2 separate regions of the Homo sapiens genome follow, and region 2 is linked to region 1. A link is an interaction called in ENCODE POLR2A ChIA-PET data of the cell type or tissue named here. Cell type or tissue: K562. All regions are shown on one strand. Region 1 overlaps SRP68 (signal recognition particle 68). Region 2 has its middle 11 kb from the start of EXOC7.

Evidence for each region. Peaks named below come from ENCODE experiments on the same cell type or tissue, not always from the same donor. Only the 100,000 strongest peaks of a DNase experiment are listed, where the experiment ranks them.
Region 2: POLR2A ChIA-PET joins it to region 1 with 5 read pairs; 10 of 35 experiments call an interaction of 5 or more read pairs at or near these places.

What each region holds. Positions count from the first base shown.
Region 1 is chr17:76,051,757-76,056,756 of GRCh38, forward strand. All of the region lies in intron 8 of SRP68 (signal recognition particle 68), which reads right to left. Among named protein-coding and RNA genes, the nearest start is that of SRP68, 18 kb to the right of the region's middle. In K562, no CTCF peak of the experiment used is centred here; DNase peaks (open chromatin) are centred at 1,965 and 2,567.
Region 2 is chr17:76,112,164-76,117,163 of GRCh38, forward strand. No RefSeq gene overlaps it. Among named protein-coding and RNA genes, the nearest start is that of EXOC7, 11 kb to the left of the region's middle. In K562, no CTCF peak of the experiment used is centred here; no DNase peak of the experiment used is centred here.

The sequences.
Region 1 (5,000 bases):
AATCTAGTAAAGCAAACACGGCCACCATTCACTCCTGGAACCACCAGAGCAGCACCATCCAATAGAACTCTCTGCCACGGGCAATGTCCTCTACGTGCACCGTCCAATGAACACCTGAGCACTCGGAAGTTTTATTAATTTATCTATCTTTTTATTATTTTATGTTTTTGAGACAGAGTCTTGCTCTGCTACCCAGGCTGGAGTATAGTGCCGTGATCTCGTCTCACTGTAACCACCGCCTCCTGGGTTCATGAGATTCTCCTGCCTCAGCCTCCGGAGTAGCTGGGACTACAGGTGCCCGCCACCACGCCTGGCTATTTCACCATGTTGGCCAGGCTGGTCTCGAACTCCTGACCTCAGGTGATCCACCTGTCTTGGCCTCCCAAAGTGCTGGGGTTACAGGCAGGAGCCACAGAGCCTGGCTGGAAGTTTTATTAATTTAAATTTCAATAACCACATGTGTTGAGCGGCTACTGCACTGGACAGTGCAGCACTGGAGCACATGCTTTATAGAATATTGTTGGCCGACCCCAGGTTGGCAAGATTCTTTAGAATCACTTCGTCAACCTTACTGGCCTAATTTTTCAAAGTACAAATCTGTGGAATGGTGCCGCCATATAATACTCAGCAACTGGAATAAGATACATAAGTCTAGAGTGCTTAAAAACTCGAGTAAGACATGTGAATGGCAGGGGGTGGGAGGCAAGGGGAGGGAAAGTATTAGGACAAATACCTAATGCACACAGGGCTTAAAACCTAGATGATGGGCTGGGCGCGGTGGCTCACGCCTGTAATCCCAGCACTTTGGGAGGCTGAGGCGGGCGGATCACGAGCTCAGGAGATCGAGACCATCCTGGCTAACACGATGAAACCCCGTCTCTACTAAAAATACAAAAAATTAGCTGGGCATGGTGGTGGGCACCTGTAGTCCCAGCTACTAGGGAGGCTGAGGCAGGAGAATGGCGTGAACCCGGGAGGCGGAGGTTTCAGTGAGCCGAGATCGCGCCACTGCACTCCAGCCTGGGCGACAGAGCCAGACTCCATCTCAAAAAAAAAAAAAAAAAATCCCTAGATGATGAGTTGATAGGTGCAGCAAACCACCATGGCACATATATACCTATATAACAAACCTGCATGTTCTGCACATGTATCCCAGAACTTAAAAAAAAAAAAAAAAAGACATGTGAATGGACTTGGCACCACTACTTAAGAAACACACATGGCGTCGGACGCGGTGGCTCACGCCTGTAATCCCAGCACTTTGGGAGGCAGATGTGGGCAGATCACTTGAGTCCAGGAGTTTGAGACCAGCCTGGGCAACATGACAAAACCCCATGTCTACAAAAAATGCAAAAAAAATTAGCCAGGTGTGGTGGTGCATGCCTGTGGTCCCAGCTATTCCAGGAGGCAAAGGTGGGAGGACCAACTGAGACCAGGAGGTGGAGGTTGCAGTGAGCTGAGATTGTGCCACTGCACTTTGGCCTGGGTGACAGGGTGAGACCCTGTCTCAAAAAAAAAAAAAAAAAAAAGAAACACACATATACCACAGCCACATTCTCAGCAGAAAGGAAGAGCTACGGCGCCCGTTTTAATTCCATGCAATCCAACAAACATGCCAACACCCTTCTCAGACAAGTGGGGTTAAGTGGTTGGAGCAACCGGCGTTCAAGAAAAGAGCGAACTTCGTCTTACCAGCTACACAGGATTTGCCTCTTTTCCTGTCGGTAGGGTACAGTTCAAGTTTAAAACCTCTTGACTGCCACGTATCACCTCTGCTCCCTTTAACTAAGCCTCTGCATCAAGGTGCTGAAACCAAAAAACCTCCCCACTGCTCCCACAAAGCTCTAAGTTCCCACTGGGAATTTTACAAACATCCTAAAAAGCAATGAAGGAAAAAGTCGATTTGAAGGGCGGGACTTAAGTCAGTTGTGTTTTTCTTACGACGCCCACACTGCAATGACTCAGACCACTAATCTCTGAAGGAGAAGCTCTCATGATTCTCCCTGGGCAGGGCAAAATGTCTCCAAACAGGAAGCCTTCAATATATTTTGCTATTTACACTTTTATTCTATAAATCTATATTCAAGGCTAAGATGATTCCTGAAAGGACAGTGGAATAAGAAACTCCTCTCAACACGCAGAGGCAGGATTCCTGGCCACCTGTACACCGACCTTCTCCGCCAGCCACTGGACCAACCAGAACGTGCTCTTAAACATAAGTGGCAAAACTCCCTGCACAAAAATTGGTGGTCTGACTAGACCTTTTCCCAGGTGTGCCTATGACAGTGAGAAATCTTAAGCCCAGAAGTAATATGTTACTGATTAGTCCAAATGAATCAATCAATCCTAGGTCAGCTTTTACAAAACTTGAAACCTTCAGGATGGGCTTTTCTGCAGTCTCAGGTTCTCTCGTCAGGCTCAGTTTCAAAACTGACTGGTGCGGAGGAAAGCGAGCTGCAGTGTGTCCTGAGGTACAGACCTCCCGCTTTAAAAAGCACATTCTCAGATTGTTTTCACTTGTCTATGGAAATTGCTGGAAGGTGGTAGTATGACTAAGAGACACACAAGGCAAGTCTGACCACATTCCCAACCACACCCCTACTATGGGGACAAGAATCAAACCTTACCCAGCCCAGTGAGGTTTAGGAAAAAAATACATGGAAATCTGGTAAAGAAGGAAACAAATCTCACTTGAGAATATACATGAATATATATAAATATACATTGTTTTTTAAGAAAAAGATAAATGGTCCCTCTTCCACTCAAATATTAAAATATTAACCATAACTTGAGGATAAGAATCACCAAGCCTGAGCTGGGCGCTGTGGCTCACGCCTGTAATCCCAGCACTTTGGGAGGCCGAGGCGGGTGGATTGCCTGAAGTCAGGAGTTCGAGACCTACTAAAAATACAAAAAATTAGTTGGGCATGGTGGTATGCGCCTGTAATCCCAGCTACTTGGGAGGCTGAGGCAGGAGAATCACTTGAACCCGGGACACGGAGGTTGCAGTGAGCTGAGATCACACCATTGCACAACGCGTTAATAAAAACAGGATACAGAACTGTATCTTAGTATAATTCCAGCAAGGGAAAAAAAAACATAAGAACTCTCATGAATATAAAAAACATTAAAAAGAAACAGTGCTTTCCTTTCAGTATGATGTCATATCAATGAAGGCATATAGGAAGTGAGACAATAGGCTGATCTTTTTTTTTTTGAGACAAAGTCTCGCTCTTATCCCCCAGGCTGGAGTGCAATGGCGCAATCTCGGCTCACTGCAACCTCCGCCTCCCGGGTTTAAGTGATTCTCCTGCCTCAGCCTCCCGAGTAGCTGGGATTACAGACGTCTACCACCACACCCGGCTAATTTTTTTTTTGTACTTTTAGTAGAGATGGGGTTTCACCATGTTGGCCAGGCTGGTCTCATTTCGAACTCCTGATCTCAGGTAATCCGCCAGCCTTGGCCTCCCAAAGTGCTGGAATTACAGGCGTGAGCCACCGCACCCGGCCTAGGCTGATCTTTTAAAAATTAAATTAAATTTCAATAGTTTTGGGGGAACAGGTGGTTTCTGGTTACATGGATAAGTTCTTCTATGGTGATTTCTGAGACTCTGGTGCACCTGTCACCCAAGCAGTGTACACGGTACCCAATGTGTAGTCTTTTATCTCTCACTCCCTCCCACCCTTTCCAGGCTGATCTTCTTAAAACATCATGTGGGCCCGGTGCAGTGGCTGATGCCTGTAATTCCAGCACTTTGGGAGGCTGAGGCGGGTGGATCACGAGGGCAGGAGTTTGAGACCATCCTGGCTAACATGGTGAAACCCCGTCTCTACTAAAAATAAAAAAATTAGCCGGGTGTGATGGTGGGTGCCTGTAGTCCCAGCTACTCTGGAGGCTGAGGCAGGAGAATGGCGTGAACCTGGGAGGTGGAGCTTGCAGTGAGCAGAGATTGCACCGCTGCACTCCAGCCTGGGTGACAGAGAGAGACTCTGTCTTTAAAAAAAAAAAAAATGTGTATTTAAACTTTAAGTTATTAACTTTTTTTTCTTCTTTTTTTTTTTTTTTTTTTGGAGACAGAGTTGCACAGTTACCCAGGCTGCAGCATAGTGGTGTGATTTCAGCTCACTGCAGCCTCAAGCTCCCGGGCTCAAGTGATCCTCTTGCCTCAGCCTCCAAGTAGCTGGGACTACAGGTGCACGCCACCACGCCCAGCTAAATTTTTTGGTACTTTTTTTTGTAGAGATGGGGTTTCACCATGATGCCCAGGCTGGTCTCCAACTCCTGAGCTCAAGTGATCTGCCTTCCTCCGCTTCTCAAAGCACTAGGATTATAGCCATGAGCCACCGTGCCAGCAGTAACTTTTCAAAATTACTTAATAAATGCTAGCTTTTCCTGTTCTTCATTTGGTACGTGTCTGTAGCCCCACTCTGAAAGAGCCCTCATTTAACTTGCCCCTATGGATCTCTCTCCCCCAACTCCTCTTCAAGTCAGAATTCCTGCCCCACTGTCTCTGCTGTCTGGCACTGAACTGAGGACAGAAGTAGTTTCTTTCTTCCAGCATTGATCACTTTTAAAACCAAAGCACTAACCCAATCACATAATCTGAATAGTTGCTACCAGAGCCGTTGTCCAGTGGAGGTAGCACCATACAACAGTGCCAATAGAATGCTCTCAAAAAAAGTTCCTTAGCCTTTCAGTTTAAGCAAAAATTAACTTTCTAGTACTGTTCTAGTCTTCTGTCCTTTAAGCAAATAAAAGGGATATGAGACAGGCAATACGAAACACAGACAAGGACACACATCAACTCTTCAGCTGTTGAAGGCTGCCTCCAACCCATAGTAGCCATTCTGGAGCAAGTTGCTGAAATTTTAGATGCTTAAGCCAATTCCTCAACACATTAACAAAACACCACCCCACCAACCCATACACAAATTATTCAGGGTGCAAAAGATAACTGTGAGGTCTTCGGAAATGCCACTGTTCCCTGATGAGGCAGTAG
Region 2 (5,000 bases), 60 kb after region 1:
ATCAGTGAAGAAGCCAATCCGAAAAGGCAACATACTGTATGATTTCAACCATGTGACATTCTGGAAAAGGCAAAACCATGGAGACATTGAAGTGATCAATGATTGCCAAGGGTTTGCGGGGTTGGGGGAGGGAGACAGAGGGAGGAAGGGAGGGATGAGTTGGTGGAGCACAGATGATTTTTAGGGTGATGGACCACGCTGTATGATACTGTAATTGTGGATATTGACATTATGCAATTGGCAAAACACACAGAACTATATAACACAAAGCACAAACCCCATTTTAAACTATGGACTTTAAGGAAACAATTAACAAAGTGAAGAGACAACTCACAGAATGGGAGAAATATTTGCCAACTAGCTATCTGACGGGATTTAGTAATGGGAATATATAAGGAGCTCAAACAATTCTATGGGAAAAAAAATCTAATAATACAACCAAAAATGGGCAAAAGATCTGAATAGACATTTCTTAAAAGGCGATATACAAATGGCAAACAGATATATGAAAAGGTGCTCAACATCATTGATCATCAGAGATGCAAATCAAAATTATAATGAGGTATTTTCTCACCCCAGTTAAAATGGCTTTTATCCAAAGGACAGGCCATAACAAATGCTGGTGAGGATGTGGAGAAAAGGGTACCCTCGTACACTGTTGGTGGCAATGCGAATTAGTATAACTCCTATGGAACAGTATGGAGGTTCCTCAAAAAACTAAAAATAGAGCCACCAGGTGATCCAGCAATCCCACTGGTAGGTATATACCCAAAAGAAAGGAAATCAATATATTGAAAAGATATCTATACTCCCGTGTTTATTGCAGCACTATTCACAACAGCTAAGAATTGGAAGCAACCTGTGTCCCCACTCAAATCTCATCTTGAATTATAGTTCCCATAATCCCCATATGTCATGGGAGGGACCCAGTGGGAGGTAATTGAATGACAGGGGCGGATTTTTCTGTTTTTGTTTTGTTTTGTTTCTTTTGAGACGGAATCTCACTCTGTCACCCAGGCCGGAGTGCAGTGGCGTGATCTTGGCTCACTGCAACCTCCGCCTCTTGGGTTCATGTAATTCTCTGCCTCAGCCTCCTGAATAGCTGGGATTGCAGGTGCCCACCTCCATGCCTGGCTAATTATTTTAGGGGTAGGTTTTTCCTGTGCTCTTCTCGTGATAGTGAGTAAGTCTCATGAGATCTGATGGTTTCACAAAGGGCAGTTCCCCTGTACACACTTTCCTTGCCTGCCACCATGTAAGATGTGCCTTTTCTCCTCCTTCGCCTTCTTCCATGATTGTGAGGCCTCCCCAGCCACGTGAAACTGAGTCCATTAAACCTCTTTTTCTTTATAAATTACCCAGTCTTGGGTATTTCTTCACAGTGGTATGAAATGGACTAATACACTAAGTGTCCATCAACAAACAAATGGATAAAGAAAATGTGGTTCATATACACCTGGGAGTACTAGTCACCCATAAAAAAGAATGAGACCCTGTCATTTGCAATAACTTGGATGGAGCAGGAGGTCATTGTGTTACGTGAAATAAGCCAGGCACAGAAAGAAAAACTTCATGTGTTCTCACTTATTTGTGGGAGCTAAAACTTAAAAGAATGGAACTCATGGAGATAGAGAGCAGAGGCTGGGAAAAGTAATGGTGGGGAAAGAGGGAGAAGGGGGGCTGGTTAATGTGCACAAAAATATAATTAGCTAGAATGAATAAGACCTAGTATTTGATAGCACAATAGGGTGATTACAGTCAATAATAATTTATTGTACATTAAAAATAACTATGGGCGGCCGGGCGCAGTGGCTCACGCCTATAATCCCAGCACTTTGAGAGGCTGAGGCGGGCGGATCATGAGGTCAGGAGATCGAGACCAGCCTGGCTAACACGGTGAAACCCCATCTCCACTAAAAACACAAAAAATTAGCCAGGCATGGTGGCGGGGCGCCTGTAGTCCCAGCTACTCGGGAGGCTGAGGCAGGAGAATGGCATGAACCCGGGAGGTGGAGCTTGCAGTGAGCCAAGATCGCGCCACTGCACTCCAGCCTGGGCGAAGAGTGAGACTCCGTCTCAAAAAAAAAAAAAAAACTATGGGCCGGGCATGGTGGCTCACACCTGTAATCCCAACACTTTGGGAGGCCGAGGCGGGTAGATCACCTGAAGTCAGGAGTTCGAGACCAGCGTGGCCAACATGGTGAAACCCTGTCTCTACTAAAAATACAAAAATTAGCCAGGCGTGGTGGCGGGCACCTGTAATCCCAGCTACTCGGGAGGCTGAGGCAGGAGAATTGCTTGAACCCAGGAGGCGGAGGTTTCAGTGAGCCGAGATCATTCCACTGCACTCCAGCATGGGTGACACAGCGAGACTCCATATCAAAAAATAAAATAAATAAAAATAACTGAAAGAGTATAATTGGGCCGGGTGCAGTGGCTTACGCCTGTAATCCCAGCACTTTGAAAGGCTGAGGCAGGCGGATCACTTGAGGCTAGGAGTTCGAGACCAGCCTGGCCAACATGGCAAAACCATGTCTCTACTAAAAAATACAAAAATTAGCCAGACATGGTGGCAGGCGCCTGTAGTCCCAGCTACTCGGGAGGCTGAGGCAGGAGAATCGCTTGAACCTGGGAGGCGGAGGTCGCAGTGAGCATCTGAGATGGCACCACTGCACTCCAGCCTGGGCAACAGAGAGAGATGCTGTCTCAAAAAAAAAAAAAAAAAGAAAAGAAAAGAAAAAAAGAGTATAATTGGATTGTTTGTAACACAAAGAAAGGATAAGTGCTTGAGGTGATGGACACTCCATTTACCCTGATGTGATTATGCCTGTATCAAGATATCTCATGTAACCCATAAATATATATACCTACTACGTACCCACAAAAATTAAAAAAAGATTTTTAGAAATAAAAAGTAAACTATGGGCTTTAGTTAATAATAATGTATCAATCAATTTGTCCATCAGTTGTAGTAAATGTACCACACTCATTCAAGTTATTTATTTATTTAGAGACAGGGTCCAGCTCTGTCACCCAGGCTGGAGTTCAGTGGCCCAATCATAGCTCACTGCAACCTCGAGTGTGTGCCATCACACTCAGCTAATTATTTAATTGTTTTGTAGAGATGGGGTCTTGCTATATTGTCCAGGCTGGTCACAAACTCCTGGGCTCAATTAATCATCTCGCCTCAGCCTCCTAAAGCTCTGGGGTTACAGGCATAAGCCACCACTTCCGGCCTTGCTAGTTCTTAATAATAGTGGAAACTGAGGGACAGGGAGCAGGAGGAGATATATGACAACTCTATCCTTTCTGCATGATTTTTTTTTCTGTAAACCTGAAGCTGCTCTAAAACATGTCTGTTGGGCACAATAACTCACACCTGTAATCTCAGAGTTTTGGGAGGCCGAGGTGGGAGGATCATTTGAGGCCAGGAGTTCGAGACCAGCCTGGGCAACATAGCGAGACCCCATCTCTATAAAAAATAAAAAATTAGCCAGGCATGGTAGCATGTGCCTGTAGTCCCAGCTACTCAGGAGAATGAGGCAGGAGGATGGCTTGAGCCCAGGAGTTGGAGGCGGCAGTGAGCTATGACTGTGCCACTGCACTCCAGCTTGGGTGACAGAGCGAAGCCCTATCTCAAAAAAATAAAAAAAAGTCTAAGAAAAAAATTTTTAGGCCAGGTGCGGTGGCTCACGCCTGTAATCCAAGCACTTTGGGAAGCTGAGGCAAGTGGATCACGAGGTCAGGGGTTCGAGACCAGCCTAGCCAGCATGGTGAAACCCTGTCTCTACTAAAAATACAAAAATTAGCTGGGCATGGTGGCCTGCACCTGTAGTCCCAGCTACTCAGGAGGCTGAGGTGGAGAATCGCTTGAACCCGGGAGGTAGGAGGTTGCAGTGAGCTAAAATCATGCCACTGCACTCCAGCCTGGGCGACAGAGTGAGACTCTGTCTCAAAAAAAAAAAAATTTTTTTTTTAAATGACATCTCAGGTTAAAACTGCCTGTTTAATGCACTTTGTCCTTTTTCGTTTGCTTGTTTTTGAGATAGGGTCTAGCTCTGTTGCCCAGGCAGGAGTGCAGTGGGGGATCTTGGCTCACTGCAACCTCTGCCTCCCAGGCTTAAGCCATCCTCCCACCTCACCCTCCCAAGTATCTGGGACTACAGGCATGTGCCACCATGCCCGGCTAATTTTTGTATTTTTTTATAGAGACAGGGTTTCACCATGTTGCCCAGGCTGGTATAGAACTCCTGGGCTCAAAAGATCCTTTCACCTCAGCCTCCCAAATTGCTGGGATTATAGGCGTGAGCCACCATGCCCAGCCCTTTGTCCATTTTATATAATGATGTTCATATTTTCTTACTAAATTTTCAGAATTCTTTATATACTATTTTTTAATTTTTTTTTTTTTGAGACAGAGTCTCGCTCTGTCGCCCAGGCTGGAGTGCAGTGGTGCAATCTTGGCTCACTGCAAGCTCCACCTCCCAGGTTCACGCCATTCTCCTGCCTCAGCCTCCAACTAGTTGGGACTACAGGTGCCTGCCACCACACCTAGCTAATTTTTTCTATTTTTTAGTAGAGATGAGGTTTCACCGTGTTAGCCAGGATGGTCTCGATCTCCTGACCTCATGATCCGCCCGCCTTGGCCTCCCAAAGTGCGGGATTACAGGCGTGAGCCACCATGCCTGGCCTCCTATTTTTAAATTTTATTATTATTATTATTATTTGAGATGGAGTCGTGCTCTTGTCGCCCAGGCTGGAGTGCAGTGGCCTGATCTCAGCTCACTGCAACCTCCACCTCCTGCATTCAAGCTTCTCCTCCCTCAGCCTCCTGAGTAGCTGGGATTACAGGTGCCCACCACCACCCCGGCTAATTTTTGTACTTTTAGTAGAGACGGGGTTTTGCCATGTTGGCCAGGCTGGTCTTGAACTCCTGACCCCAGGTGATCCGCCCATCTCTGCCTCCCAAAGTGCTGGGATTACAGGCGTGAGCCACCGTG